Linked DNA regions of Homo sapiens: region 1 is linked to region 2. A link is a loop called in an ENCODE intact Hi-C map of the cell type or tissue named here. Cell type or tissue: dorsolateral prefrontal cortex. All regions are shown on one strand. Each heading gives the region's core, and the rest is flanking DNA. Links, peaks and the distances in the headings are about the cores only. Region 1 overlaps NRXN3 (neurexin 3). Region 2 overlaps NRXN3 (neurexin 3).

Region 1 (16,997 bases), core at 2,874-10,873, 48 kb before region 2:
ACATGCTTCACAAGGTAATAAGATATCACAAGGTAAATGGAGGCAGGGCGAGATCACAGGACCACAGGACTGGGGCAAAATTAAAATTGCTAATGAAGTTTCAGGCACGCATTGTCATTGATAACATCTTATCAGGAGACAGGGTTTGAGAGCAGACAACCAGTCTGACTAAAATTTATTAGGTGGGAATTTCCTCATCCTAATAAGCCTGGGAGCACCACAGGAGATTGGGGCTTATTTCATCCCACAGCTGTGACCATAAAAGACAGCCGCCCCCAAAGTGACCATTTCAGAGGCCTACCCTCAGGGATGCATTCTCTTTCTCAGGGATGTTGCTTGCTGAGAAAAACAATTCAGAGATACTTCTCCCACTTGCTTTTGAAAGAAGAGAAATGTGGCTCTGTTTTGCCTGGCTCACTGGCAGTCAGAGTTTAAGGTTATCTCTCTTGTTCCCTGAACATTGCTGTTATCCTGTTCTTTTTTCAAGGTGCCCAGATTTCATATTGTTCAAACACACATGCTCTACAAACAATTTGTGCAGTTAGTGCAATCATCACAGGGTCCTGAGGCGACATACATCCTCCTCAGCTTATGAAGATGATGGGAATAAGAGATTAAAGTAAAGACAAGCATAGGAAATCACAAGGGTATTGATTGGGGAAGTGATAAGCGTCCATGAAATCTTCACAATTTATGTTCAGAGATTGCAGTAAAGACAAGTGTAAGAAATTATAAAAGTATTAATTTGGGGAACTAATAAATGTCCATGAAATCTTCACAATCCACATTCTTCTGCCATGGCTTCAGCTGGTCCCTCCATTCGGGGTCCCTGCCTTCCTGCAACAATTTATCATCTGTTTGGGTTATTGTCCCAGGGAATCATATTTTGGTAAGACACGTATTCTTTTTAGCTTAAATACTTGTTATTATAATACAATAGGCTTAATGACTTTGGCTCCATGTATAGCAATGTTTTCATTTGTTGATTTGTTCTTTTATTCAACACATATTTATTGAGAAAAAGAAAAATAATTACAGAGACTCTTAGAGCTAGAAAGAATCTTAAAATCTTTTAGGCGAAATTCACCCTCACTTGTACAGACGTAATACTAAGCATGCAAAAAGATCAGTGGCAGAATTTGCTTCTTCAGTGTCAAAGTAGATTCAATGAGAGCAGCAAAGGAAGGAACATTTCACTTCTTTTCATCTTTTCCTTGGGTAATTCCATTTCCCTCAATAAAGAAGGGAGGTTCTTCCATGAAATTAGGAGTTTCTGCTCCTGTAGGTTTGCTTTAGTATTAGTTGAAACATTTTGAATCAAATATGAAGAACAGTAATTCATATATAGGCTGAAGGACCTAGATTTTAAGTTGTTATGGCTGGCCCCAAGTCTGCATTGACATAAGGAATGTCTAGAGTACATTCTCAGGTCTGCAGCCTTGCATTCTGATGTCAAGAAGCTTGAATGGTGTCACAGAAAGGGTGTCTGAAGACATGGTGCATCTGTTTCCTGTGGCTTCCAAGCAAATTACCACCAACCTGGTGGCTTACAAAAATACAAACTCTCTTGCAGTTCTGGAGCCTGGAGGTCTAAAATCAAGGCACTGGCAAAGTTTTAGTCCCTCCAGAGGCTCTCACGGTGACTCCATTCCTTGTCTCTTCCAGTTTCAGGTGGTGCTCAGCACTCTTTGGCTTGTTGCTGCTTCACTCCAAACTCTGCTTCCATCCTCACATGGTGTTTGCTGTGGGTCTCTGCTTCTCTCTCCGTCTAACTTATAAGGATACATGTGATTGCATTTAGAACATGCGTGGCTAACCCAGGATAAGCACCTTCTCTCCAGATGCTTAATTTAATCATGCCTTTTGTCATATAAGGTAATAGTCACTCTTTTGCCATATGAGATAACATTTATCCATTCTGGAGATTCACAGGTTCTGGGGATTAAGACAGGGACTCATCTTTTCCAGGGGCTGCCATTCAACTCACTAGACCTGAATTTAAGTTCTTGTTCTTTGACTGCCTTTCCATGATTGGGCAAGTTACTGCATCTCTCCAAAACTAGGGTTTCTGCTCTGTAAAATGAGAATAATAACGCCTAATTTACAGGGTTATAATAAGAAATAAAAGTGGTAAATATATGTATTTATATATATGTAAAGTTACCTAACCCAGTTCTTAGCATAATTAGTTGCTGTAGTTCCAGGCATTCAATAGATAGAACAGATTTTAAACTACTTTAAAGACTAGTGTGAGGCTGGCCTATACTTAGTTAAGAATTTGTTAAAGTTTGATGATTTGGTTGAAAAAATATTCTGGAGTGTGATGGTTAATCCCTCTGGAGAACCCTGACTAATATACTGAGTAACTACAAAATGATTTTATATTTAGTTCACCATTATACATAGAATAGCCACAAAATGGTTTTATATTCAGATAACCATTATTTGTTGGCCATGCCTCATTTAATAATATTTCCTCTGTCTGCTTTCCACTGCTTCATAACCACTAGCACATTTTGAAACATATTACTATGTGATGTCAAATTCTTTAAATAATAATGAGTTTTAGTTTGAGTAACAAACCAGTGATGTCTGTGATGTCACAGGCCTGAAAAAAAAACTGTTGCAATGATCTTCATTGGCTAAATTAAAATATAAAGAGTAGTATAGAATTTATCATCCACATTTTACAGAATTATTGTTTGAGTCATTTAGGGTTTCTATTCCAGTCTCTTAATTGAACTGTACTTTCTATATCTGCAAGTCAAAACACTCATCAAAAAATATGACTTCAAATATGATAGCCAACTTTTGTGTTACTACATAGTGTTAATTTTACAGTTTTTTATATGAAATAACTCTCTGAGTTAGGAGACAAGTAAAGAAATGTTGCCAACACTCATAGATATGAATAACAACGTAATTTAAGGCATGTTGCAAAACATAAACTTTTAATATATCCCTCTATAAATTCTTACTTTTAGTATTCTTAATTCTCAGATATTACTCCTTTTCATATGATTGCATTTATATTCTTGTTTAATTCTCTCTTTTTTCTACTTATATGATTTCCTCCCCACTGACTTCTGCTCCTCCTTCCTGCTTATAGAAAGAATGTTGACCTCAAATGTCTATTATTTTTTCATTCAATGAACTACAGTAAAGTTGATGTGTAGGTGACAATTAGTGTAGGCAAAAGGTAGAGTAATGTTGCTTTCCAGGTATCTTCCAACTCTAATATTCTGTGGACTTATATACTTGAGAGTATTCATTCTGCGTGTAAGATCTCACACTTCTATAGCTGATACATTATAATCTGCCTATGTCTCTTTTTATCTGATCTATAGAAAAAATATTATTTTCATATCTTCATATGTTTTTGGGTTACCTTAGGCTATTAAAAGAAAAATAATGAAGATGTTAAGATATTTCAGGACAGTATGAGTATGTTGGGGTGTGTGTGTGTGTGTGTGTGTGTGTGTGTGTATGTGTGTGTATAAAAGATTTTACTTTTTACTCAGCCAACGCTTTAGAGATCTTCTGAGTTTCCAAGTAAATTTATTTGCTTAAGATGTGTCTGTTTGCTTTCATACAGCCATTCCACATCTTCCAAGAAATGACTTCAAGAACATCTGCTTCAGTACTCATAAACATCCTATCTGCTCATCATTTTCATTCTTTTACAACACTCCCACTTTCAAATCACATCCAAAATGGCAAAAAGAACCCAAAGCTAACATGATTTTAGATGTCAATTGTGTCCTCTCTGTGAATGTTTTCCATATTTGAAATGGCTGTGGAATTATCTTGCCTCTACCCACAGTAATTGAGAATGACAGGAATTGGAAAAGGGTCATTTCCTCTGTCTCCTGGGATTCTGAAAGCTGTGTTTTCTTTTATACCTGATCAGGTCTGCCAGTTGCAAAGCTATACAATGTAGTGGAGAACTGCATACGGTTAATTATGACAATTACAATCAGTTCTTTACAATCTCTGCTGCTGTTATGGGATTTAAATACCATAATGTATGTCAAAAGGACAAAATAATGTTCCTATGTTTTCTGCTTACAGCTGCTTTTATGATTGGGTTTTGCTCATAAACAGGTGGTTATAAAGTTGCAATCCTTCCATGAATTCCTTTATCTTTCCTGTCTCCTAACCTGGCTTCCCTGGTGTGTCATTGAACACAAGTGTTGAGATTCCTAGCATCTCTGAGGTGATCTCAGATCCTAGACAGTGTCCCTTGAATATGCTGCAATAAAAATGAAACCACTTATGGTCAGCAGAAGTAGGTAGATGAATTTAGTTAATTCTCAAAGTCTCCCTTGCTACTTCAGACCTCTGTGGTTTGCCTTCCCACTGCGTCCTGCACCTTCTCTCTATTTTCTACCTTTGCTTAATCCCTACTTTTTCAATTTTATCTCAGTGAAACACTGTGCCTAGTTTCTTCTCACCATTTTGGTCTCCAGCTCATAGCATGTTGTGAAGACTATTGCATGCGGACTTGAATTTATGTGCTGTTGATACTTGGGTACTTGTCTCTGATGTTACAAGTTAATCCATACAGTGCACATGTGGTCCCTCACTGTTGCTCAAGGCAGCTGGAAAATAGGTAAGGTAATCTTTTTCTTTCAGCACACCTTCCGTCTCTGCAGCTCTTACCTCTACCTGAAAGGTAGGTATAAAGAGAATTATGGCCAATGAAACTCCATATGAGAGCCCTCCCCTCCTCCCCAGAGTATATCTTGCTTAAACAACACATTTACGGTTAATGACCATCTGGTAAAGGTGACAGCCTTTAGTCCTCCTAATTCTTAACTGTCTGAAAAAATGTGCCCAACCTGCCACGGCTTGTGACTGAATTATAAACCATGAAGCATAATAAAGTCATTAAGTTTCAACATGTCAAAATGGACTCAAATTGCATCTTGCCCAGAATTTGATGGCCTTTCCCCAGCACTTAAGAGAGCAGGGCTGTGTACTGTTCAAAAAGCACTTTGTCATTTCTCGAAGTACTCTTAGCTTTGTGTGGCTGTCTGGACACAAGCATCAGCATCTCCAGGAGAAGGAGGAAATCGAGTGAAGTGAGAGCATGGAGGGGCCAGTATGCCACTTCCTAGGGAAAGGCAAAGGCATTTCTTCTCAGGAAAAGAGCAGAGAATGATGCTGTACCTCATTTGGTTATTGCTCACCCTCCTGAATATATGATTCATTTTACAGTGGGAAAATTTTGGATAAAAGCTTGTGCTTTACAATTCCGATTACCCTTCCCCTTTTATCCCCCACTATCAAAAATAATCATATTCTATAAACGTCAGTGGAAAGTGGTGAGAGTGCAACTACGTTTTGGAGAACCAGGTGTCAGCTCTGTCAGATTTCTATGAATAGGCACATCTATATACACTTTTTCAAAGAAAGAAAGGTCACTCGCCACCCTACTTGTAAAACTGTCAGAGGATTTAGGAAAGAACTAAGTTAGGCTGTCTTTTCACATGGGAAAGGAAATCTGGTTCTCAAGATATTTGGGGCATTGCAGTGAATAAGGGATATTAATAGAATTCCACCCCCGGCCTCTGGCTAAGAACTTATCTGCCTAGAATCTGAGGAGGAAAGGAATCTAAGAGTTACCCAAGGCTCAGTCTCACTGCAATAGGAGGGGATAACACTGAACATGGTGGGGCAGATGTGGGCTTTGGTATCTGTTGCTAGTTTATCCTCCCTTCACCCACCAGCGCAGTACTGCCATTTCTTCTTTCCCCTGGAATTCTCTATGTTTAGTGAGCGAGTTTAAGAATGGAGGATGCTCAGGGATCTTCTTCTCTTATATAGAGACTGGGATAATTTGAGTGTTCCATGTTCTGACACAGGTGGCATGGATGAAGGGGTGTCACTGAAGAAGCTTTGGCAAAAGCTGATTTACCTTTCCAAAGGCTCTGTGTCAGGTGCTGGATAACCGTTAAAAGAAAGGAAAGCAAGCCCTCTGGCGGCTGGCATGCAGAAATGCACCTGCTAAGCCAATGAGCCATTACAGGCCGTGCCTTCAGATTAGAGAAGGACATGTCAAATTAGTTGGAGAGTTTTAGAATACTTTATTTATTCCAGCTTGTACATGAAGTTATCGATGCATCTGCTACTCCAAGCATGTTCAGATGAAATAATAGAAGAAAGTCTTTAAGGTATTAAGGTTCATCTTCTGAAATTGTTCAACACTTCTTAAACTGCAGCAGGCCCAGTTGGGCACTGATAGCAACTTAAGTTGTCATTACTTTGTGGGATTCAGATCTCGAGAATATTTATTTAGTGAGAGGGAGCCAGCAATTTGTTTCTGTAGGCAAAAGGAGATTACAGAAGAGAGACCCCCTTTGTTGCTGAATTGAGTAGCTGGGAGGAGTTGCTGGAAGTGATGAATTTACCCCAAGCCATGAAGGATGGGTAAGATTAGAACAGATAAAGGAAATGAAAGTGAACGTTTGAAATATAGGGGCCACGGGAGCAGGAGTGGGTTTGTTTTTGAAGTCAGTAGCAAGCAAGAGTTGAGAGTCAGTGGTAAGTAATTATGCACAGAGAAAACTTGGCAAATAGATAAGAAAAAATCACATTAATATTTAAAGTGGTTTAATATCAATTGAATCACAAGGACATCTTAGGTATTCATTATGAAGCTAGAGACAGTATAGCCTCTGGACTTAAGGAGTGGGTCTGTATTCAAATCGTAGTTCTGACACTTCTGAGAGTCCTCAGGCAAGTTAGTTAGCTTCTCTTTGACCATTTTTCCCAATCTGTTCACTTGGGATGAGAAGATAATGTATCTTTAGACTCAGATACACAAACATTATCTAAATCCAGGATGTAGAAGTTGAGTGCAAGGAAAGTCTCAGTTGTCCCCAGGCTGCATATCATTCAACTGGTGAGTTTCCAGCTGCTGGTGTGCACAAACAGAAGCTGAAGGACCAATGGCAGGAGAATTACAAGGCAAGTTTATGAATCAGATGGATATTTGGACCAGATGACACCCAGGGGCCCTCCAACCTAGAGGTCTGGTAGTTCTAAAAATTCCATGATGTCCCACAAGAGCTAACTGAGATGTGGGGATAATAATGACATAAGTTTACATCTTACGCTAAAAATGTTGTTTAAATTTAGTTCAAAATGTTCTGTTCTATGTGAAAAAAATACTATCATTTTATTTAATGCAACCTATCACTGAAATGACTATCTCAAGCTGTTTCTCTCTATCTCGTGGAGGGAAGGAGTGGAATTGGGGGTAGGGTGCAGGGTGGAAAGAAAGGAGAGGTAATACTGTTACCCAGAGCCAACATGTTGCTCTTCAAAGGGGCTTCAGAAAATAGAACAAAGATTCCAGCCTGAATGAGAAAGGAGGTGGAGAGTTTGAGGAACACAAAGCTTTAAGTGGAATTTACCCCATCTAATTATTTGCGAAGGAAAGGGTGGAAAGAAATGTTGACAGCAAAGATTTCATGGAGAACAGGAACAATAAGACCCTGTGCCAGAGCACTGTATTCTTTGATGTACCACATATGGAGAAGGGATATAGAACTTGAGTTCAGCAAGGTTTAAAAGGCAAAATGTAATCACTTCCCTTTAATTAACTCAAACAATGCACGGCAGGTTATGTTAATGTGCCTGTAGCTGAGATAGAGGCAGTAGGCTGCCACTAATACCTGAGAGAGAGACAGAGAGAGAGAGAGGAAGAGGGAGAGAAAGAGAAAGAGAAAGAGAGAGGCTCCTGTAATGCCAGAGCAGGAAGGGCCTAGAAACCTTATAGACTAATTTTACAGATGCGAGAACAAGCCTAGCAAAATTACAGAACTCACCCAAGGTTATATGGTCTCTCAGTGACAAAGTGACCATAATACCTCAGGCCTTTACCAAGTTAGTATTCTCTCTAAGACACTGCATGACGGAGTCCATAGTGATTTCAAGTTAGCCCAGGGGTTAAAACTAACCATAGTACATTTGAATACGGATTAACATTTGGTGTGTCCTTTGAACAAAAGGTTAAATAGAAAGGTAAAATGTAGAAAGGTATCTACACGTATTCACTTCAGTCAAGCTTTACTTTTAAAGTTGCTTTAGAATATTCTTATTAAAACCAGTGGTGATTTTCATGCAGCTGTTTTAATTAAAATGTTGTATGTTTTTTATAAACAAAGTGATGAAAATTTCTGGTTATAGCCTTGTAGAAGACTGAGCAGGGAAACCATCAGAATTGCAAGTGGAGCAAAAATGTTATAATTTAGATCATGTGACCGAAATACCACCACCGCTGGGTAGAATCTGCTTAAACTGCAGCTTTGGATTTTTCAGGGGTAAACAAACCTCTTATGAAAAAGAAAGCCATGCATTAAAATTATAAAGGCACATGAAATATTACAGGAAAGAATGAGAGGAAGTAAAGAAAACTAACATTCTTCTGTTTTACTGCTTTCAGGGAAGAGTTTTATGAACAGTTTCCAAAAGTGTTCTTAAGCGGTTGTAGGTTTTATTTTGCTTTACAATTTGACAGTATTTTAAGATTCTGTATTTATTCTCTTTTTGAGCTGAATTATGCAGGACTAAACAGATATCTTTTGTAAAACCTTTTATTTCCCTGACAGTTAGGAGAAATATGAAGTAGGAAATTCTTTGGTAATTGTTGGAGGTTGGTATAGTGCAGTAGATAATGTCCCTTTACTGAATTTATTATCAAAATACACAAGTCAGAGGGAAGGAGATCAAAATATAGCTTCTATTTGGTGATATACTGGTAAATGTTTAATTTTCTTCCTTTTAGAAGAGAGGAGACTGATTTATAGTGTTGACATATTTTTACGGTATAAATACTCCCTCCCTGGTGAAATTCAAGATGCCAATGGGATGTCACTGAACTTGAAATTGGGCAGAGGTTCATATATTTGGCTCTTGCAAGCCAGTGCAAACAGTCTTGGGACAGCACTGCCTGAGTGCATCACTCGTAAAGGCTGTGTTAGAGAGTGTGGCCTAGATCTCATAGATTAGCAGACTTGTTTTAATACATCACTTCAGAATCAGTCAACCTTCAACCACAGGTCTTTTCTTCTTTGGATGCCTGTACCGGTAAAACTTTCAGCAAGAAGGAGCAAAGCAAAAAGTGTGCTTACCACAGGCAGGCTGGCAGCCAGGAGAGTTAGTCGTCTCCCAGACTCTACCAATCTGATGAATTCACAATCTGAATCAAGCTGGGGAGGCCAGGCATGTCACTCAGATGGAAGGAAACAACGAAAGTGAGAAATAAATGTTAACTCTTAGCAGCATCAGAATTCAGAATGATTCTTAGAAAAATGTTACAGGGTTTGTGTCAACAAGAAGGTCAGAGGCAGAACTGTATTTTAAATATCCAACATTTTGGCATATAGCTATTCTAGCAAAAGCATCTTTGAGGCTGTCATGTGGCAAGAATTGTGGTTATCAGAAAAAAAAATAGGAGTTTTTAGGTTACACTTAAAATATAAAGACCTTAATAGACCTTTATTTTATAGAAAGATATGGAAGAATAAATTTATATTCAGTTCCTTCAAATTAAATTATTTTTTCAACTGGGTGTAACTGAAATAAATAGGGCAGCCATAGTAATTTTACTTAAGCAACTTCATTGCCTCAGAGAGCAGATGATGAACTATTTTAGTGAATATATGAAATGATATCTGGCAAGAGAAAAATACTTGATCATCTCACTTCCTTCTAGTTGATGTTCAAGAGTCCCTGCATCCAGATTTACAGCTCTTTGCTTACACATCCATCATTGTTAATATGCCAATACCCTGACGAAGCAAGCCTGGTATTGGCTGCATGAGTCAGTTTTTCCTGGTAGAGAGTGGTTTATTATTCTTGTTGCTGCTGTTGTAGTATTAACATCTGACAATTTGATAATTAACAATGATTATAAATTAGCTTATTACTATAATGACATGAGTCTAAGTGGACATTTGATATAGCTTATTTTTGAGTGTAAAAATTCTGGTTCTAAGTCAGGTGTCTGGAAGTGTTTTGTTATTATCACCGTGCTAGAAGATAAAATCTGAGTTCTGAATCAACCTACTTTCTTATTCTGTTGCCTGTGACATTGAATCTCATGTTCATATGTTCATGTGTTTTATGTTCATATGTTTTTACATTTGCTTCCCTTTGTTAGAATTTCTGGTTAGGTGTGACCCAAAACTCTTAAGTCAGGTGGAGGAGCATTTTAGGACTGGCTCTGCCATTTAACTTAAATAATAAGTTATTAAGTTATTATAACTTAAATAATAAGTTAATGAATCTTTCCAAATCTGAGCTTTCTCATATATAAAATAAGAATGCTAATGCATCTACCTCCTAGGCACCAGTAAAGATTAAGTGGAATCATGTATATAGTGTGTAACACATTTTGTGTGTGTGTGGTTAGTTTCTTTTTTTTTTTTTGAGTTTGTTTTAATTTTTAGCTTTCTCAAATAAGAGAACATGTGAAGTTTGTCTTTCTGTGCCTGGCTTATTTCACTTAACATAATGACCCCCAGTTCCATCCATATTGATGCAAATGACAGAATCTCATTCATTTTTATGGCTGAATAGTACTCCATTGTATACATGTATCATACGGTTTTTTTTACTATTATACTTTAAGTTTTAGGGTACACATGCACAACGTGCAGGTTTGTTACATATGTATACATGTGCCATGTTGGTGTGCTGCACCCATTAACTCATCATTTACATGAGGTATATCTCCTAATGCTATCCCTCACCTCTTCCCCTACCCCACAACAGGCCCCGGTGTGTGATGTTCCCCTTCCTCTGTCCAAGAGTTCTCATTGTTCAATTCCTACCTATGAGTGAGAACATGCGGTGTTTGGTTTTTTGTCCTTGTGATAGTTTACTGAGAATGATATCATACATTCTTTATTCATTCATCTGTTGATGGACACATAGTTTGCAGGGGTACATGTGCAGGTTTGTTGCATAGCTAAATATGTGTTATGGGAGTTTGTTGTCAGATTATTTCATCACCCAGGTATTAAGCCTAGTACCCATTAGTTATACAGTAATTTCTTAATACATATTATAACATTTGTTAATTGTATAAGTTAAAAATTTTATTACTATAATATTTGTTAATTTTATAAATTTTGTATGATAAAATACGTGTATTACATTCAATGCATGGCTACAATTAGTCCACGTTTAAGGACTGACTCACTTTCTAGAATTTGGCAATACTATGTCTCTCAAAGTTTTCCTAATGAAATAAGCTATTTATCTTTCCAACCCACAGCTCTTCAGGTTCACATCTATTTCTTTGCTTTCTCACTGCCCTGACTTCTACCCTTCCCTTTTTGTCTCCCTAGTACCCAAAGTCCTCTTCCCCACTGCACCTGCCATTCTTCTCCAGGTGAAAGTCTGATTTAGGAAAAGTGTATGAGAAACTCTCATAATAAAGAGTGCATTTGTATTCTTAAAGCATTACAGCAGAGCTAAAGCCTAAGAGTATAATTTCAATATTCAGGCTGTGGGTAAGAGAGGTATTTGCTCAGCCGTAGATTCCTTTTGATGCCTCTGAAATCACTGTCATATCTGTAACTATCTATTGTACAGTCCATATGGCAACCTTTAATTATACCTGTTGGAATAATCCACTTAGCCAAAGTCAAGCATCCTCTGATTACGTGTTCTCTTGTTATTTCCTAGTTGTCATATATCCTTGGCAGCTGTCATCAGCCGAATTTGGTGTTTCTAATTTTTAGTAGCTGTCATCCTGTCCCAAGTTTCTGTAACACATGCTTCGGCCTTGCCAAACATGATTTGCTTTAACAGTTAGTCATAATTTTTTGGGCCTTACCTTGGCGGGCTAGTGGTCACATTTTACTGTAGGTGATCTTTACAAGTGACTTCAGCTCCCTCTTCTAGCTTTACCTTTTTTTTTAATTGCACAAAATTCTATGTAGCATGTCAATCGATAGGCAAAAAAAGATCTGTTAGCCTCCATTACCCAAGAGTGGGCCATATTTCAGTGGTAGGTAAATTTGGTCCAATAGTTATGTTTGAAATGCCAACAATGAATAAATTAAATTAAAATTTATTGAGCACCTACAGTGTTATAGTTATTTGCTTGCTAATTTGATTTTAAGTGTGTGTATAAGTATATGCATGTGTGTGAGTGTGTATAATAGAGGCTATTCTTTTCAAGGTCATACAGCTACTAAGTGGAAAAGCTATGAATTAAATGAAAAGTTTCCTGGCTAAGAAGTCCTTGCTTTGTCCTCAAAATAGGTTTTTGCTAAGCCTACATTAGTTAGAATGGGAAATATATATAGAGATATATGGGCTGGGCACGGTGGCTCACACCTGTAATCCCAGCAATTTGGGAGGCCAAGGTGGGTGGATCACGAGGTCAAGAAATCGAGACCATCCAGGGAATATTGTCACTGAGGTGGAGTAAATTAAGCGTATATAAAAATACAGGTTGAGTAAGGTTATGATAGCTACTGAGTAAGGTTATGATAGCTGGCCAACATGGTGAAACCCCGTCTCTACTAAAAATACAAAAATTAGCTGAGTGTGGTGGCACACACCTGTAGTCCCAGCTACTCGGGAGGCTGGGGCAGGAGAATCACTTGAACCTGGGAGGCCGAGGTTGCAGTGATCCGAGATCACGCTGCTGCACTCCAGCTTGGGGACAGAGCGAGACTGCATCTCAAAAAAAAAAAAACATACAAAAAAGGTATATATGACTATAGCCCTTTTTCTTCATAAGGTTTATAGTCTTCAACGATAGAGTGACTTTTATGTTTTTCTACCAGAAGATTCGAAGTTTTGTAGAGACAAATGTTTATGACATTATTACTTTGGTAAAGTTCAGTAAAGCAAACAAACAAGATGAAAACCTGCCTGCTGAGGGTTGGTTAATCTCTTCTGAAAAAGGTACACTTTGGTATAATGATTCATAAAAAGCATGTGGACACTTTACAGCTTTACATTTAGAATAAAACCTGTAATCCCAATGCCTGTTCTATGTGTTATACCTGTGTTTTCCTGAATTATATGTCTGTGTACCTCCTCTTTATACAGTGTTTCATCTAAAAGGGTGGCATTTACTGCTAGAATTTGAGATCATGAAAAGGAATGATTTTAGCACAAAAAAAACTAAACCTGTTTTCTATCAAATTCTAAGAACCCAGAGGCAATGAATGCTACTGTCAAAAATAATTTGAAGAAAGTGTATCTGACAGTATTTTTCAAATTTAGCTACAATTTTGGTTTTACTTTGGGGTATTGCTCCAGTGGAGATTCGTTCATGATTGTATACCTTCCTAGAATATACAGATTTTTCTTATTAGGCATTCTAAGGAGAGCTTGTTACTGACATTCTGCAGAACTTTACAGTCATAGTATTTCATCTGTAATATTATCTTATAGAATATAAAGATTTTCCTGTAAAAATGGAAGTGTCCCCAAGCCTGTGTTTCTAGTCATGTTTCAATCACTAAGTAGCTTTCTGACCTGGTCAAGCCACTTTACCATCTTTCTGGGTCTTCTTTCCTCATTGGTACCAAGAAAGGGTCAGAGTATTTGAACCTTAATGTCTCTTCTTAGTTCCACCATGTTGCTATGCACAACCCTCATCCACTGCTTATGACTGCTGTGTAAAACACTCCAACCTCAGTATGCCTACAGGCATTCCACAGGAGGTCTATGAAGCTTTTCACAGTTGCAAAGTCATTTTTCCCCTTTGGAAACTGGACTTCAATACCATTTTGGTTCAACATGTGTTTTCTTACACTGATAACAAGAATGGGGGCTCCTAAAAGCATAGATGTTCTTTATGACATCAACCTCGAAAATGTAAAGGATATATTCAAAATATAACTCCTCTAAAGTAAGTAACCATTTATCCAAAAATTTAGAGGGTATATTCAAAATATAACTCCCCAAAAATAAGTAACCATTTATAAAGTAACTAATGTAAATACTTCTGGATTCTAAAATGTATATTGGGTTCTTGGGAACTTGAAATAGCAATTATTTTATAAATCCTTTGTAATAGTCAATAGCAAAGTAAGATCATTGATGTGTGTTTACTCCTTGTTGTCTCTTCTTATACGTTTTTCCAGAGGATGAAGTTCAGTACAGTAATAAAGTAAAATTAAAAAAAAGCTAATGTATTTGTAGACTTCTAAAGTCTTCAAATATTTATTCTGCCCTGTTGAGTGTCTTATGGATAGGTAATATTATCTTTAAAGGTGATGCTCAACTTTCATGCTGTTTTATTTGTTTTTTTCTTGAGACAGAGTCTCAGTCATTCTGTTGCCCAGGCCGGAGTGCAATGGTGTGATCTTGGCTTTCTGCAACCTCTGCCTCCCAGGTTCAAGTGATTCTCCTGCCTTGGCCTCCCGAGTAGCTGGGATTACAGGCGTGTGTCACAATGCCAAGCTAATTTTTGTATTTTTGTAGAAACATGGTTTCACCATGTTGGCCAGGCTGGCCTCAAACTCCTCACCTCAAGTAATCTGCCTGCCTCAGCCTCCCAAAGTGCTGGGATTACAGGCACGAGACACCACACCTGGCCTGTGCTGTACTATTTATTTTTTTATCCCATGGTTACATATGTTATGCAATGAAAATGTTTTCATGCTACACATCAAGTATAAAACTCTTCAGGCCAGACTCCTATACAGATTAAGATGGCATATATGAATTGTTTTTTTTTTCTTTCTCCCAAAGGCATAGGTTAGGCATATTTACTGTCTTTGCCAGGCCTTTTCTCACTTTTTAAGACATCCGAATGTGTAGATTTCCTTCCTTTTCAACATTTACATTGGAAGATGAACATATTTAGAATGAGCCAAAAGAAAAAATGCTGCATAAAGCAGTGTTGAAGGAAGTTATTCTGGCAGTCTTAGGGTTGAAATTCGCAATCCATTACAAGCATGGAAGCTGTAGAGCCTTGGATGAGGCTCTACAAGGATTGGGATTTGTAGAAATTTGATGCGTCCAAACTCTGTAATTACCTTAAAGAAATCCAAGCTTTCTGCAATTAAAAATGTGTAATTAAAAAGTCATCCAGTGTGTGTGTGTTTGTGTGTGCGTGTAATTTATATCCATAAATATGCATCTACTATGTGAAACATCTCTTAAGGGATATGAATGTATGCTGAAATAATTCAGCTAGTGTAAAGAGGGAAGGAAAAAATAATTTATATTACTGGGGGAAGGCAGTCAGATGAATATAAATGGGGAAGCACCATCCCCAGCAGAGATAATAGGTTGAGAAGGAGCTATAAATAGGGAAAATCTGGGTGTGTATGGAAAAAGTGACTTCAACATATGATTAATTAGAGGTGGTGGGGAAAACAATCAAAGAAATATCAATGTGTAGTAAGTAAAAAATGTGGAAGGGTGGTGGGTAGAGGAGCAAAGTATAGTGGAGGTTACTGAATGCACAGAAAAATAATTAAACTCTTAGGTTATACCCTTATCCAAGATTCTGAATTAGTTTCTTCTACTCAGCTTTTCCGGGGATGGTTAGGGCTTCTACAGATAGGAAGTAGAATGCTGTGAAAAGAAGGTACACTTACGAAGGAAAGTTTCTGAAAATAAACCAGAAAACTAATTTGCTAGGGGAGTTCCCTAGTGGCAGAGAGTTTACACCATGTGTTGCCCTTTCTCTCTGCACTTCCAGGAATTCCATCTGCAGAAGGTGAGTGACAGGCCGGTGGTGCTGGTAAAGTCTGTGCTGAGGCAGTAGGAGAGCTGATGTCAATGACAAGGCAACCCTTGACTGCAGCCCTGACACCTGTCTGGGGAATTTAGACTTTAGTGACAATCCTTGACCTGCCATGCAAATCTGGAGCTATACCATTGAATTATTGCCCGTGATTGGGTGTGGAAATGGAGAGCTTTGTGGGCCAGGAAGCAGGCAGTTTGTAATGTGTGGATTTTTAGCCCGGCAAGCTAGATGTTCTACCTTCACTAGAGTAATTTTAATTCATTCTCTTCTGAAGAAAGAGGTAAAGATGAAGGTTGTCTAGGGAGGAGGAATCTCAATATTTTTCTTCATTAGGACAGTTATAATGTTGAGACCAAAAAGATGTAAGTAAAGGTAATTAACAAAGGGCAATCTACTTCCTTTGGAGCTTATAAATTCCTCAACTACTTAGAAATGCTACTCTGTCTCACCCTGACATTTGATCTTTGTACTTCAGATAGGATTTGACGTACGTTTAAGTTCTCAGTGGACTCAGGTTTCCGGAGGACTTTTTTGTTAACTGCTGATTGAACCTTTATTCTGCTCCACATGATTCCTTTGCCAGCTTGTTTGAAGTGTTTGTTCCTGGTGGAACCACAACAAATATGTGAGCTCATTTTCTTTCTATTAGGTAAGGTCTTTAGAGTTTGGGATTTCAAGTATTCAGTGTTTCATGCCTTCAGTGTTCTTTTAGAAATCTGTATGTATTCCTACATTTTTCACAGGCAGTAATCCAGAGAATCTGATATGGTTTGGCTGTATCCCCCACCCAAATCTCACCTCAAATTGTAATCCCTGTTATCCCTATGTGTCAAGGGCAGGACCAGGTGGAGGTAATTAAATCACAGGGGGGCGGTTTCCCCCATGCTGTTCTCATCATAGTGAGTTCTCACAAAATCTGATGGTTTTATAAGTGTCTGGCATTTCCCCTGTTTGCAATCACTTTATTCTGCCACCCCATGAATAAGGTGCCTGCTTCTCTTTTGCCTTCCACCATGATTGTAAGTTTCCTGAGGCCTCCCCAGCCTTGAGGAACTATGAGTCAATTAAACCTCTCTCCTTTGTAAATTACCCAGTCTTGGGTACTCCTTCATAGCGGTGTGAGAATGGACCAACACTGGATCAAATCTGGCTTATGTAAATCTGGAATAAAGAGTAATAAAACCAACCAGATGCTAATAATATGACGCCACCTCTTTTCTCCCATCCAAGATGTGATTCTCTAGATTTTCCAGTC
Region 2 (16,997 bases), core at 5,206-13,205:
CAGAATGAGTTTGGGGAGTAAGAGTTGTGAAGGGCAGACATTAACTGCTTATTTAAGACATAATACCTGTCCTTTGGAAACTTATGGTTTGTTAGGGGGTAGTGTCCTAGAAACAATGTAAGACAATTTGTTACCAAATGATAAATAGAACTTTAAAACAAAAATTTTCCTACTGTCAGGGAAACTAAGTTTTCCTTTTCTTTGAAGGCATGGAGAAGTGCCGAGCAGTGTGTTACTTTTCCTCTATTCCCTGGTTCGTTCCTCACCCACGTCAGTTTTTCTTCATATTTGTCTTTATTGGAACCCACAAAGTTTATTCAAAGTTATTATCAGTTTCTTCCCTTTTGTGAAGAAAATTCAATTTTTATGAATTAGATTTTTAAGATGGCTTGTAATGTACCCATACAGCCAGGTATAAGAAATTACCTGGTAGCTTCACTGATGCAGATGACAGATACCTGTGGGGACTTACAGTCTAGTTGGGAGAGTAATCACACACATACACACACACACACACACACACACCCCAGATTTGGCATGAGAAGAACAACGCTGAAGTCGATATCTGCCTATTTTGTTTATAATGGTGTGACCTTGGGCAAGTCACTTAATTTTTCAATGTATTTTCTCATCTATAAGATGGGAGATATCTTATATCCTAAGGCTATTGATTATGTCAGATGGAATCTCATCTGAGAAAATACCTTAGAAATTGTACAGTATGATAAAAATATTGACTTTTATTTTCTAAATCATACATAGCAAGATGCAGGACTAGTTTAATTGTTGTCACTTTTAGAATCCGATTTTCACATCATCATTCCATTTCTTATGATATTTAACATGACAAGCAAAAGACCTTGTTCAAAGGGGAAGAACAAATAAGATTAATTCTCTGTAAATCCTTTAAAATTTTATTATCCATCTCTTCACTGGGGAAATGTCTAGATACATTTTCCTAAGTGGTTCCATCTTTCTGTAAATGGCTATTGACCTGCTGAGTGCAGTTTTGCTTTCAGAGAAGCATTGCACTTGGTGTGTGATTTGAGTTTGGGATCATGACCTTATTTCCTTTGCACTTGATTGCTTTACTTCACCAACTGCATCCCTGATTTTGATATTATCTGTGGCTAGCTCCTTTCATGATTTTGGGAATGGCTACCTCTCAGTTTTCTGAATATTTTTTAGTACTTGCTGTTACAATGTAGACATTGCAATAATGTTCTAAAATTATATGTACATTTACTTACTCAACACAAATTTAAAGAGTACCTGATAAGAGCTGGTACTCTGAGTACTGAGCACTGAGTACCTGGTAGAATCATTAATACAGAAGACAAAGCTCTGGCCTCAAGGATTCTGCAGTACAGCAGCAGGGAGGTAAAACACACATACCACATTTGTTTACTGCAAGTGTGGGAGGTAGATAGGTGTCCCCTAAAAACATGTGTTCCCAGAACCTGTGACGTGACCTTACTTGGAAAAAGGGTCTTTGCAGATGTTTAAGTTAATAATCTTGTGATGAGATCATCCTGGATTGTACAGGTGGGCCCTAAATCCAGTGAAAACTATCTTTGTAAGAGACAGATGAGGAGAAGACGTAGAGACTTGTGAAACAGAAGGCCATGTGAAGACAGAGGCAGAGATTGGAGGGATATAACCAGAAAGAATGCCCATAGGCAGCAGAAATTGGAAGAGGTAAGAATTGGATTGTTGCCTAAAGCCTTCAGAAGGAGTGTGACCCTGTCAGCATTTGGATCTCCGACTCTGGCCTTTAAAACTGAGAGAGAAAAAAATTTCTGTTGTTTTAAGCCAGTGAGTTTGTGGTAATTTTTTAATGGCAGCCATGAGAAACGAATACAACAAGGAACAGGATAATCTACAAAATACATGAATTATACAAGAGCATCAGAAGTTTGTGGAAATTTAGTATAAAAAACACCTCTTATTGAAAGTGTGATTGTTACTATACAGTCAGTCCAGAAGCACTGAATTATGAAAATATCATTGCCTGGTATGTGTCAGTTATGTTTATAATAATATAAATAATCTAAGCACACATTGTGTCCTGTAATTTTAATTTTACTCTAACATCCCATGCAAAGGTTTAACTGTAGGTGGCCATTTCATGAAACAAATGCCAATTTCTCATGGACCAATGTTCTCCCAGCAGAGGAAATATATCTTCCTGCCCACACTGGGCTACAACATCACTAAAATTACAAGCAGAAAGGAGGTCTGCATTTCTATAGCCTCTTCTTTTCTTATCTAGTAGTAAATGGTTATAAACTTGACATTTTCCAGTTACAAACATAAGTAATAATATTGTAATAACAAAAGGGAAGGTCCAATCCTATAGATCCCACTGATGGTGATAGAGTAAATCAAGGAATTTGGAAGAAGTGGTATCTAGTTTCACAAGTTGAAAAACCAGAATTATCTTCAGGCATTCATAATTTCAGTGTCATGGGTTAAGGTGTTTGGGGGCAAAATGAGTTTCTGGCTGTGGGATGGATTTGAGTGGTGTTAGCAATCATTCAATAACAGAAGCCACTGAAGCAGCCTTCGTCTCCCTAATCAAAATGCTGCCATCATACCATTTTGCTCCCAAAATATGCTAAAAGTAAGGCACCAACGGTAATAAGTAGTATAGGTAATTTTTAAGTACCATAAAAGTTTACAATATTAACAGTTACATTTGTTAATTTTGTCTGGCTTAGTTGGTGGTGACTTCAGATGGTAACTGGGTGGAATAAGACTTCTAAGCCCACATAAGACAGGATGGTGTGATCTTTCTGGGAGGGTGCCACGTCTGTCCAATATTGATACAATAGTGCACCAGTGGCAGCTTCTTGGTTGGGCCAAGTAAGCCTTCTCAATGTATTTACTCCTTCAGTATTTATAACAATCAGGAAGCTGTAATTATTGTCCATATTTTACTAATGAAGTAACTAAAACTTAGAGAAGATAAGCAATTTGTCTGAGGTCATGCTCTAGTAGTGAGCAGAGCCAGAATCTGAACTCTGGCATGATGACTATAGCGTCTGTGTTTTTATGCATTACTGATAGGTATGGGTGGTATACTGGAGACTTAGTGAGTATTTAGGTGTGAGTAACGTCTACAGTGACGTCAGGGAGCTCACTGTACATCCATGACATGAGAAATAAAATTCCCACGCTTCCCTGTCTTGAAGCTGAGGCAATATATTACATGGGTTAACTGACAATTCAGACAGAGTGAGAGATTCATTATATTCACCACAAATGAACACAGATGGACACTCTTCAAATAAAGCTTCCTATTGAATTTTAATAGTGCTCTTCTGCAGAACACATTTGAAAAATGGATCATAGCATATTCATATTTTCCTTTAGCTTGCCAAATGTGAGATGATTAAGAAACCTGCTTAAACTTTAAATATTCTTACCATACACATGCATTTTTCAAATGTATGCGTCTGCAATAAATATTTGTTAAATGAATATGAATGTATATACACAAACATACATGAAGCAATAGGCGCACACACATTTAATTTGATAAATATTTGTTGAGTATCTACTGAATATAAACTTGGGCTGAAGAGTTATGGAAATACAAAGACAGAATTCTTTTCTGTTCCCAAGAAGCTTTATAAGGGGAAGTGAGACATGCTCAGTCTTGTTCTGGTGGCAGCTCTCAAAGTGTGGTCTCTGGCTCGGCAGTGTTGGCATCACTTGGGGACTTGTTAGAAATGGAAATGCTTGTGCCCCACCATACACCTGCTAAATGAGAAACTGTGGCTGGGGGTCTAGCAATTTATGGTTGTAAAAGTCCTCCAGGGAACTCTGATGCACGTTAAAATTTCAGAACCACTGGGCACAGGAACGCTTTAATGTGCTAAAGGATGCTAAATATTACTTTCACGTGGAGACATCTGAGAAGGCTTGAAGAAAGAGATTGTATTTGAGCAGAGTCTTGGAGAACAGGTAGATTTTGGCTGATAGAAACAGAGAAGGGAAATAAAGTCAAAGAGAAGAGAGGAAGTCAACTTAGCTCGTTTGAGTTGGCAGATAGGCTGCCCATGGATGAAAACCCAGATTAAAATCAGGCAGTGGAAATCCCTGAGCAACACGCTTGTGAGTTTAGACATTGTTCTGAAAGACATTGGCAGTCATTGAAGGTTTCTGAGTGGGGAAGAAGTGTGATCAAAACTACCTTCCTTTTTTTTTTTTCTTACCCAGTGAATGTAATTCAGCACTTGTACTGAGTTCATATTAACAGAACTTGATGGTTGTAAATCAGTCTTTTCTTCCTCATTAAAATCACTTCACCATTAAGAATTATCTATAGGTTATGGCTGGAATCATGTTATCTCTGCTCTTTCTTGACTATTCTGACACAGCAGGCAACTTAATTTCAACAACTCGGTAATGCCCCCATCTTCTGTGTGTGTGTGTGTGTGTGTGTGTGTGTGTGTGTGTGGTGTTTGCTAAGAAGGAGTCACACGGCTGCTTTTGAATTCAGCTGGGCTTTAGGAAGCTGCATAAAAACAAAGAAAAAATGTTGCTGCTTGCTAGTGCATTCTTTGTTATGTAGCAATCAGAAGGATGACTGTGCTCTGAAGTGGTGCAGGTGGCCTCTTCTGATACTAATTCCAGCGTCTCAACTAGTTCAGCATCAAAAGGGAGTTCTCTGGAAGGGAAATAATTCTGTCCCTACCCCTGATTGCTCCTATTTGCCCAGCATTGTGGGCACCTGCTTGGCCACCCACCTTCCTTTTCTTTGCCATCCACTTGCGTCATCTTTCTCTTCCCCTGGGTCAGCCTGTATATTTCAATCTATCCACACCCTGCGCAAGCTCATTCATTCATGGGCTTTCTCTCTGCAATTTTCATTGTGCCTCCCTTTGTTGGCATAATTGATTCCCTGCTTTGCAAGAGCAGGTGGATGAGTTGGTTTATTCCTTTAAAAAATTCCTCCTCTTTTCTCTTTCATTGCTCTGATCTTTAGTCAATCTTTGGTTCAGCCAGCTTGTTCTCCTTCTATTGACTAATCTCTCTCTGTATCTTTCATAATGGTGGTGGGAGAGTCCATGCCGAATCTCCTGTTGGTTGAAGAAGGTGAAAGTCAATTGGTAAAGTCACTGTGATTTATAATGTTCAAACTGGGGAGGGATTGAGTCGTGAAGACCAGAAGTACTGATAATCATTTAGCTTATTTGCTGGAAGGCTCCACTAGACCCTAATGAAACAATCTCATTTATCTTCCCCACATCCTAATGGAATTGCAGAATTAATAGTAAAACCATTAAGCCTTCTTGAGCATGTCTCATCTAACACTCCAGGATCTTTGTTACACATTTTTATTTTTCTCAATTTTGGATTTTTTGAGGGTGCGAATTTACTTAGCTGAGAAATTTAGAAGTCCTTTATTCAGTCTAGTATAAAGTGTCCAGATAAAAACATACCTTAGAGATATTGTGGGTGCAGTTCCAGACCACCACAATAAAGCAGATACCACAATAAAGCAAGCATATAAATTGTTTGGTTTCCCAGTGCATATAAAAGTTATTTTTACTCTATAGTCTATTAAGTATGCAATAGAATGATGTCTAAAATAAAATGTACATACCCTAATTATAAGTATTGTGTTGCTAAAAATTGCTGATGATAATCTGAGCATACAGTGGGTCATAATCTTCTTACTTGTGAAGGGTCTTGCCTTGATATTGACGGCTGCTCACTGATCAGGGTAGTGGTTGCTGAAGGAGGTTAGGGTGGCTGTAGCAATTTCCTAAAATAAGACAACAATGAAGTTTGCTTTATCAATTAACTCTTGCTTTTATGAAAGATATCTTTGTAGCATACGATGCTGTTTGATAGCATTTTACCCACAGTAGAACTTCTTTCAAAATTAGAATGAATTCACTCAAAACTTGCAGGTGCTTTATCAACTGAATTTATGGAATATTCTAAATCCTTTGTAGTCATTTCAACAATGTTCACAGCATCTTTACCAGGAGAAAATTCCATTTTAAGAAACTACTTTCTTTGCTCATCTATAGAAGCAACTCTTAAAATCCATTCCAGTTTTATCATGAGATGGCAGCAATTCAGTCACAGCTTCAGTTTCTACCTCTAGTTCTAGTTCTCTTGCTACTTCCACCACATCTGCATCTACTTTCTCCACTGATGTTTTGAACCCTTCAGCCATCCATGAAGATTGGAATCTTTTCCAAACTCCTGTTAATGTTGATATTTCAAACTTCTCCCATGAATCACGAATGTTCTTTATGGCATTTACAATGTTAAATCATTTTCAAAAAATTTTCCATTTGCTTTATCCATATCTATCAGAGGAATCACCATGTCAGTTCTAGCCTTACAAAGTGTATTTTTTAAATAATAAGACTTGAAAGTTGAAATTATTCCTTGATTCATGGGCTAGAGAATGGATGTTACGTTAGCAGACATGAAAGCCACATTAATCTTCTTGTACTCCCATCAAAGTTCTGGAGTGACTAGGTGCATTGTCAATGAATAGTAACATTTTGAAAAAAAAAAAAATCTTTTTTTTTTCCTTAGCAGTAGTTCTCAATAGTAGGCTTAAAGTATTCAGTAAACCATTTTGTAAATAGATGTACTGTCATCCAGGCTTTGTTGTTCCATTTACAGAGCACAGGCAGAGTAGATTTTGCTAAATTCTGGGGCCCTAGGATTTTTTGAATGGTATATAAGCATTGGCTTCAACTTAAAGTCACCAGCTGCCTTAGCCCCCAACAATATAGTCAGCCCGCCCTTTGAAGTCAGGTATTGATGTCTCCTCTGTAGCTATAAAGGTCCTAGGTGGCATCTTTTTCCTATATAAAGCTGTTTCATCTACAGTAAAAATCTCTTGCTTGGTGTAGTCACCTTCATCAATTATCTTAGCTGGATGTAACGGATAACTTGCTGCAGCGTCTACATAAGCACTTGCCGCTTTACCTTGTGCTTTTATGTTATAGAGATGATTTCTCTCCTTAAACCTCATGAACCAATATCTTCTAGCTTTAAACTTTTTTCTGCATCTTCCTCACCTCTCTTAGCCTTCATAGAATTGGAAATAGTTTGGGCCTTGCTCTGGGTTAGGCTTTGGCTTAAGGGAATGTTGTGGCTGGTTTGATCTTCAATCCAGACCACTACAACTTTCTCCATATAAGCAATAAGCTTGTTTAACTTTCTTATCATCTGTGTGTTCACTGGAGTAGCACTTTTAATTTCCTTCAAGAACTTTTCCTTTGCATTCACAACTAGGTTAACTGTTTGGCACAAGAAGCCTAGATCTCAGCCTATCTCAGTTTTCAACATGCCTCACTGAGCTTAATCATTTCTAGCTTTTGATTTGAAGTTAGAGATATGAGACTCTTCCTTTCATTTGAATACTTAGGCCTTTGTGGGAGTATTAATTGGCCTAATTTCTATATTATTGTGTCTCAGGGAATAGGGAGGCCCAAGGAGAGGAAGAAAAATGTGAGAATGGCCAGTAAGTTGAGCGGTCAGAAGACACACAACATTTATTAAGTTGGCCATCTTATATGGACATGATTTGTGTTGCCTTCAAAGAATTACAATAATGACATCAAAGATCACTCATCAAAGATCACCATCTCAGATATAATAATAATGAAAAAGTTTTACGTGTTGAGAGAATTACCAAAATGTGATGTAGTGACATGAATCAGGCACATGCAGTTAGAAAAATGGTGTGGATTGACTTGCTCAACCAACGGTTGCCCCAAACCATCAATTTGTTTTTAAAAATGCAATTGTTGTAAAATGCAAAAAAGTGAAGCACAAAAAAACTAGGTATGCTTGTGATAGGTTTCTCTCCTATTCTTTGAAGAGGCTTTTAAATAGAGTTGATTGCATGGCATTGCCTAGTAAAATCATTTTAAACTAATATGAAATTATATAAGCTCTGAACAGGGCATTTGATGTCCACTAGGGAAAGTAAAACATATTTTTTATTTCAGCATAAGAAGCTTATCTCTTCCATCTTGTAAAATAATATAATAATAATAGAATTAGTTAAACATGGTGATTACTATTACGTATTTTATGATTCCAATAATTCAAGCACAGACACTATCTTGAATGCGTCCTAGTATATTCAGCTCCACAATGATGCCTAGGGTTTCATGTTGAAGGCTGTGAAGTTAACAAAGGAAAATGGAGATCTGATTACTAGCTTCCAGAGATTGGTTGAGAATTGAGGGAGAAGAGAGATCAACATTATATATTTCACATGGCAGAGGGTAATAGGAGCTTTTATAGAGAGGCAAAATGCATTGGTAGAAAGAGAAGAGAGAGCCTAATTCCACTTGCTAAAAATCTATGGAAGCCACCTAAAGGAAGAATGAAAAATTGAATGTTTATCAATAAGTTGGAAAGAGGAGAGGAACATTATGGGCAGAGCAAACAGCATAGAAATAGAATAATACATGGAGTATTTGTTAGCATTCAGAGGGAATGGAGATGACGGGAAATGGTAGAACATAGTTAGAAAAGTAAATTGGGCAGAATTGGTGACAGGGGATTCAATTTGGTAAGCAGTGGGTAACCATTCATGGCTTTGAGCAGAGTTTGGCAAACTATGATTTGTGGACCAAATCCATCCCATTGTCTGATCTTGTAAAGAAAGTTTTATTTAAATACAGTCATACTCATTCACTTATGTATTGTCTGTGGCTGCTTTCATGCTACAATGGCAGCATTGAATAGTGGTGACAGAGACTGCCTACAAGCTGAAAATATTTGATATATGACTTTTTACAGAAATTTTACCGATGTCAGGATTCACTTTAATAAAGTGTTTCATAAAGTGTTTGTTTGTGCCGTGATGGGCCATCCAAGATTGTAATGGGCGATCATTGGAAACAAAGATGCTTATAGAGCAGCATCTTGCATGTCACAAATATTTGAATGAATGAAAAAATGCATATTTCTGTTAAGACATCACAGTAACAGTAGGAGATATTGCTTTTTTTTTCTTTCTTTTTTTTTGACAAGACCAATGTGAAAATAATCAGAGAGTGGTTCTCTGGACCACATCCTGTTCTTCAGGGGAGAGACATTGAAAAACATCAGGAAAAGCTTATCCCTAGAATTGATTCAGAGGACAAAGCTACAGTTATGAGAAAGGCCACTTTGGAGAAATGTTGGATAAGATGTCCAGTGAGGCACAGAATGGGGTGACACTGGGAGTGACAGGATCTTGATGGACTCTGGCCATGGCACTTCTCAAACGTTTTTGGCAGTCCTATTTCTATTTTCACAGACTCCTCCACCTCCACTCTGTCCTGGCCAGCACCCAGTTCTCAAGCATTACACATTTATCCCAAGTAATGCGTAGGGAGCTTCCTTTCTTGCACCTATAAATTATTCACTAGTTTCAGATTGGGGTGAAAAGAGGAAAACATAATTAATCCAGAATTATTTCACATGTATAAATTCCTTGCTTGGTTTTGTTTCATCATCAGGGCTTCCTTGGCCTTCCATGGATGGCATATACCTTATTAATTTATGCTTAGCAATCTTTTGAAAATAATTTTTACATGGGTAACTCACTGAAACATCATGGCATTTATCTCACATCATGTAGTTTTGTCAGTTTTGATGTTAGAGAACGTATTCTGCCTTACTTTTATGTAGCAATGTGACCAGGAAATCTCATGTAAAATCTATGCCTCCCTAATATGCAAAAATACTGAAAATGAGCACCTCTTCTCCCTTCCTTCTTTTTTAATAAATCTAGTAATAATAGCTGGAATAATCACAGGATTTCTAAATGGAGTCAGCATGGCAAAGGAAAATGTTGGTGATATATTTATTAAGTCCATAGAAGTTAAACTTCCGGAGAGCTCCCAAGCTAATTGGTACCCCTTGTTCAGGACTGGGGACTATTAACTGAGAGAATTCATTGGGTGTTTTAATATCTAGCCTTTTAAAATCTATTTTAAACAAGGACTTTGAAGGATGACTGAAATGTGGTTAAATTTCCACAGAGAACTTACAACTCCAGCAATGGGAACTCCCCAGGTACAGTGATGATACGAATTGTGTTGGATTTCTTGAATTTCATCTTCAAAGCACAAGAATGAGAAAAGAAAGGAGACAGGAACCATTTACATTAAGCAGAGATGCATAAGTTTCTTAAGTGGTGCTTTCCAGAGCACAGCTGGGTTTCGTGTGTGTGTGTGTGTGTGTGTGTGTGTGTGTGTGTGTGTGTGTGTGTCTGATATATCAAGCTGTCGGTTATATTCCATAGATTCATAGTATTTTCCTCCTCTCTATATTCCATCTCTACTTTTTGTTTATAACAAGTTATTTACTTTGCCCATCTATCTTTTAAGCAAATTATCTTGATTGGAAATAACTGGAATGCTTGATAATTATATAAGAAACTTAAATACTTGGCCTATTCATTTATCCTAGAGTTTTAGGGAACATCTTGGTCTAGCATAGGCATTCTCAACCATCATATTGAAAAAAATTGTGGAGCATTATAGCACAAATGATTTTACAAAATAAAATGATTGTTAAAAATTAGAATAGGTTCATAGTAGCCTCACGCTCTGGGTTCCATCATGCTTCTTGGGAGAGAGAGAAAGAGCAGACTGGCTGGTCAGAACCCTGGCTTTGACTGAAGAACACATTCTGCCTGTAAGCATAATTTCTCAGCTCTGAGCCAGAGAAAAGCAGTGGGACTCTTTTCTCTAGGAAATACAGTCTGCATAGATAGAATGAAGCAGAATTGGAGACACATAGGAAAACAATTATCCCTTTGTATTAGTTTATCTAATCCTCTGCTTTGGGAAAACAGGAAGAGAGAAAAAGAAGAGGGAGGAGAGGGAGGGAGCTAAAAACAAAGGAAAACACTTCACAAGGGTTTGCCCTCCCCCAAAAATTCAAGACATGAAATAGAATCTATCACATATGATTGGGAGCCTTGTGTTCTGGTTTTCTCCAATCCTAAGCCCAAGAATTTGTTCCTCCTGATGCTGTAGATAGTTTCACCTGAGAAGATTTTACTCACCTCTGCGTCCCATTATGAGATGGGAAACCTGGCTTCTGCCACGTGGGCACAGAGTAGATACCCACTAGATTTTGTTGTTTTGTGTGTATGGTTGCCAGGGATGATCAGTGCCCCAATATTCTTGCCCCATCAATATTCTTCTTAGTGAGATTTGCAACCTTTTAAGCATTGGGAACTTAAGGGTTATTATGAATACCTGTCATTTTAAGCTAATATACATTCTTTACAGAATAAATGCAAAATGTTCACATTCATGAGAAAAAGGAAGAAACTTTTAGCTGACACATACCATTTTGCATGTTATATAAATGTATTCTGCTCAGTACAAACATTTTTGTGAACTTAAAAAAAATCTCTTAAATGTTTCTATAAAAGTACTACTTCTTGAAGTTTATATTTGAATGAAAATACCTCAAATTCTTTTCTACCCTGACTTAGAACTATATAACTTTAACTCTCTTTTTCATTTTTAAAGATGTGATATTCCTCTGATGAGATAACGTGGAGCTTTCCTCTAAAATTTTCTTGTGTTCAGACCTTTTTTTTCTCTTCCTTCTGGTCTTCAAAAAGCTATAGGAATCTGACCTAGGAACACTGTTTCCTCAATAATTGGCATTTTCTATTTTCACTTTGGTTTTCCCCAACTTAATTGATGAGATATATAATCTTTCTCCATCCAAAGAAACTACAATGACTGACACTAACATTTTTGAACCCATCTATGCCCATTTCCATTTTTAGTTCTACAAATGTTCTGACACCATTTTTTAAAAAATCACAACACCCCAAACAGTGGGTTCTATTTTTTTTTCTATTGTTATAGATGAGTAAACTGACACCTAAAGAGGGCCCTTAGCTTGTGGCTGGCATCTCAGGACCAAAATGCCTGCGTTTGAAGCCCCTGGGAATTTGGCCTTTGGAGCCTTTAGCAGCTTCTAAGCCTAGTGAGTTTGTGGCTTCAGGTCCTGTTTAGGTCCTGTTTCTCATTTGTGGAGAGGTTGGTCTTGTTTTGAAGGCAGCAACCTCCTTCATTTTTTTTCTTTTTTTTTTTTCACTATCTATCATTACTACGTTTGGTGCCAAGTTGGGGCCTCAAATTTTGAACTTAAAACATGACATGCCTGGAAATCCTTTTCTCTCTCTTCTTCTGAAGGGTGTCCATAAAGTCTGGGATGCAGACAAATATATGTAATGTCATTAAAATTTTTACAAATCTGTAAAAAATAAAATAGTATTATCAATGTTTTCATACCTTACAGATGCCCTTCACTTTAAATAAAGATTTCCTGAGAACTAAAAATAAAAATACCATGTCCTCAAGTTTGGATTAGTCCAGGGAGTAGGGAGAAGGGCTGAGAAAGAGAAGGGTAAAATTATCTATTCTTGACATCACTGTAATAAATTGATTGAACTGTACTGCATATTGAATGCTTGCTCTTACTAGGGTCTCTTCATAAATCATCTCATTATTCCTCAAAATAAGTCAGCCTGCTAGGTTTGATGAGCCCATTTGACAGATACACAAGTCCAAGGACATCAAATGACTCGCCCAACATCACTAGGGCATGTGGGCTGAATGAGGATGTTCAGTCTGGTCACATCAAAAGCCCTAGCTCTTTTCCCTATAAGCTAGAAATAATATTCCATCCCTTTTCTCACCTACCTCCCAGCAAAAACAAATGACATAAAAATATTTTTTTCTATCTGCTTCTGCTCATGATACCTTTAAAATGCCTTATTCATCAATTCATTCCCCATCTCAGGCTCAGGTAACCCTTGATGGGGGATTTGTATCTAATTTTCTCTGTATTTCTTGAACCATTTTTTTTTCCATGTGTCCATCTCTATGGATCCAACCTCATGATTTCCTGGACCATTTAAATTGTCTTTTATTCTTTCTTTTTTCTCTATCACATATCTTGGCTCTAACTCACCTGCTTTCCCTTTGTATTTCTCTTTTAATATTTTACATGTATGTATTACCCCAACTAGACAGTGTTTTCAAGGGAGAACTTAGGAATTTTTCATTTCTTTCCACCATGACATCAGACATCTTTCTGATGTCATAGCTTATGAAATAAAAGTCTATAAGTATGTGACCTGGGTAAAACATAATCATTTTGAGACTTAATGATATGATCTCTATCAAAGTTATTGTCAACTGCAGTTCATTCTGCTGTTATTTTTATATTTGATGATAATTCAGAATTTCATGTCCCCTTCTATAATACCTCACATGCCAAACAAATTAATTGTGTTAATGACAGGTAAGGAAGCTCCTGGTCACTTTCCTTCCTTGCTTCAGACCCAGCTTCAAGGTGGGCCAGATGGGGCACAGGCTGCCTCCTCTGTCTGGGTTCGAGTTACTTGTAACCATGTCTGACTGTCCTGGGGTGCCTCTTAGCTCCAGTTAATTTCTGAATCCTCAGCAAGTTTTAAAAGTCTGAGCAAGAATTTCCTTTCTTACTCTGTTGCTTCATCTTTTTCCTTTCTTCTCTCAAATATTCAGGATGGAGGAGAAACGGCAGGCTGAGCCAGCAATCCATCTTACTTGAAACCTATTTGAAGGTTGTCGGGTATGCAAGGGGGCTGGAAATAGGGACTGAGAGTTTGATTCCAGCATGAAGGCCAGGCATCAGTACCGATCTACCTTGTAGTGTGGTAAATAGACTTTGGCATCAGCTAAATTATTTCTGTGAGACTGAAGTATTTTGATCGAAATAGACAAGTGAGCAAAGGGATTTGCAAAAGAATTCTGTTTTCTGGCACAGGCATCTCAATGAGGCCTTGTGCAGAATCTCACATCCGAGCGCCCCCTGATGGCAACATATAGACACGCCTCACTTTCTGTGGCCAAATTACTCCATGAAAGGAATAGTTTCTATATTTGACTTTAAGACCTTATTTCTAATTTATGTTTTAACCTGGGATGTGTTTGGTCACCACTTATGTATTTGTTTTTCATATTTGTTTGATTTCAAATTATCTGTGATAACAGTATTAGATTATAAAGTGCATTTTATGAAGCTATTTTAAAATAAGGTATTTTCAAATGTCATTTAATGTTTTCTTGGAAAGATTCAAAGTAGTAGAGTGCTTGAGGAGAAATAAAAGCAGAGGAGGAATAAAAGGAGATGAAGGAGGAGGAAGGGGAGGAGGAGAAGTTATAAATAAAGATTAGCCCCTAATTCTAAAACATTTTTTCTTGATCTAAATATATGAACAACGAAGTCCAAATTATTTAATGTTTCCCATTGACTATAGGATGAAATTTAATACTTTAGCCTGATGTACAAGGCTCTTAAAGATCTATCCTTGTCTAACTGAGTCCAGAGCCAACCCTACAGCTGCCCACCTTGAATTTTATGCTCTGGAAATACTAAATGATTACAATTACCTAAATATAACATAGTTATATTCAGGAAATACATATATTAAATATTATATATATATGTATAATATGTAACTATGTTGCTCATGGATCTGTGACTGTGCACACCATAGTTCCCTCTGTCTGGAACATATGTACTGCCTCTTATCCTCCTGCAAATCTCATCCTTTTCAAGGTAATTCTTTCATTTCAGATAAAATGTTATTCTCTCTGTGAAGCTTGGCCGTGATTTCCCTCAACTCCTGCTCTCCACAAGTTTCCACTTTGTACTGAGCTCTTACATTGCCTTGGTCATTCCCTTTCTCTTCTCCCTACCTATGTTCTGAGGAAATAAACAATGAAGTTTCATCTTCTTTTTTTTTTTTTTTTTCTGAGACAGAGTCTTGATCTTTCACCCAGGTTGGATTGCAGTGGTGTGATTATAGCTCACTGCAGCCTTGATGTCCTGGGCTCAAGAGATCCTCCCGCCTCAGTCTCCTGAGTAGTTGGGACTATAGGCTCATGCCACCACAGCTGGTTATTTTCTTTGTAGAGATAGGGTTTCGCCACATTGCCCAGGCTGGTCTCAAACTCTTGGGCTCAAGGGATCTGCCTGCCTCAGTCTCCCAAAGTGCTTGGATTACAGGTGTGAGCCACTGCGTCTGACTGAAGTTTCATCTTTCTAGTCCAGCTTAGCACAATACTTGGTGCAGGTGCGTAAGACATATGTGTTAAATTGCATACTTCCCATTTCCTGAATGGAGGTGAAATAAAGGAAACAAAAGTTAAATACATTTTTCAGGAGATACAGAAATTTGTAACTCGCTGAAAAAGTAGCTTTTTATTAGGACTTTGCCTTTTAAATCATTACACACTTTAGTCTTTCCTCTTAAACTAAATTACTATTTATTATTGACTTTACAGAAGAAGAAACTCGTGTCATACTTATATGACTTTTTGGACCCTGGTGACATGTGACTAATAGGTAAAAAGAACATACAATGCTGGGAGCAATTTGTCCAGTGGCCCAATTTTATATGATGCCTCAAATGAAGTGCTGTTTATGCAATGAAGTGCGTTTCTTGCTTTGTTAGTAGTCATTGAGCCTCTGCACACGTAAATGTGTAGGGAATGACCATTGAGAGACAAAGTGTTTGTGATGTTACCCATTTATAGGGTATATCAATAGTTCACATTTACGGCACACTCCTTTGAGGCCAGGCACTTTACACACACTGTCACACCTTATCCTCACCATCACAGTATGACATTAGGACAATTATGTCTATTTGCAGATGAAACTGTGACTCATAGAGATCAGGCGATATGTCAAGATTATTCAGATAGTAAAAGGCAGGCTTGGGTTCAAAATCAGGCAGTCTGGTTTACAGAGCCTGGCCATTTTTTAGGGCAGTTGTTCTCAACCAGGGGCAATTTTTCTTCTTGGGATATTTGGTAATATCAGAAGACATCATTTTGATTGTCACAACTGGGAGAGAGGGTGTTGCTGGCATCTAGTGGTAGAGTCCAAGGATGCTGCTAAATATCTCAGAGTACACAAGACAGTCACCACAACTGAGAATTGTCCAGCCCAACATGTCAATAATGCCGAGGTTGAAAAGACCTGTTTTATGATAATAAGCCAGGTAGAATTCATGACAATTGAGTTTATACACCAACCAGTCCTTAGCCTTTGCTGTTTTCCGCCTGTTGCATTTCTTTAAGTGTCATTTATTTTCATGGCTTTGACTATTAACTCTATAGAGATGATTTCCAAAAATCAAATACAGATGATTTCTAGAGAGAACCTCAACCTCTCCCTCGAATTCTAGCTTCTTATTTTCAACTCTCAGGAGGCCATTTTTATTTGAATGATTTGCTGACCGTTCCAGTAAATTCAAAGTAACTGTTGCTCCTAATTTCTCCCTCTGTGGCTTTGTCCTTTTTATCCTAGATACTGTTATTCTTTTCGTTAGCCAGGAATGAAACTCTGATTTATTTCCTCTTCTCTTTTCCATAGTTCTCCTGACTTCCTCGTCTCCAATCAGTTACTGAATATGAATGACCTTTCCCTACACGGCTTTTCATAGTATATTCCTATTTTCCCTTCCACAATGCTGACCTAGGTCTTTTTCACCTACCATGTGGTATTACTGTAATCATGTTCCAGCTAATCTTCTGACTCCATTATTTTCCTCTTTCAACATGATCCTGCACAACCACCCAGTTAATCTCCTGAACTAACTCTTTGGCCATGTATCCTTTTGTAGTGCCTTTCTGCCATTGAGTTCAGTGTGGATTGCATCTTGTGTTTAATATTCTTCAGGATTTGGCCTGCACCCTGTCATCTTCAGTTGAGCCAACTCCTTGCATTCTCTGAAGTGTACTGTGCCTATTTCTGCCTCCTTTCCTTTGCCCAGCCTGTGTTCTACAGAGGATCACCCTAGCTACTCCACACCTACACAAAAATATCATATTCTTAAGACCTGATCTTGACCATTTACCTTCACTTTAGTTCTTCCTGTTTACTGCGCCATTCACCCTGGTCCTAAGTCATATGTTCTTTCTTTG

The links. Peaks named below come from ENCODE experiments on the same cell type or tissue, not always from the same donor. Only the 100,000 strongest peaks of a DNase experiment are listed, where the experiment ranks them.
Region 1: it touches region 2 in a loop (3-fold over the local background); 6 of 110 quality-filtered maps call a loop at or near these places.

The regions. Positions count from the first base shown.
Region 1 is chr14:78,842,452-78,859,448 of GRCh38, forward strand. All of the region lies in intron 10 of NRXN3 (neurexin 3), which reads left to right. Among named protein-coding and RNA genes, the nearest start is that of NRXN3-AS2, 140 kb to the left of the region's middle. In dorsolateral prefrontal cortex, for the core only: a CTCF peak has its summit at 5,989; a DNase peak (open chromatin) is centred at 5,980; H3K27ac peaks cover 3,944 bases.
Region 2 is chr14:78,888,348-78,905,344 of GRCh38, forward strand. All of the region lies in intron 10 of NRXN3 (neurexin 3), which reads left to right. Among named protein-coding and RNA genes, the nearest start is that of NRXN3-AS1, 180 kb to the right of the region's middle. RefSeq lists enhancers at 4,227-4,810, 4,811-5,393. In dorsolateral prefrontal cortex, for the core only: no CTCF peak of the experiment used is centred there; no DNase peak of the experiment used is centred there; H3K27ac peaks cover 4,439 bases.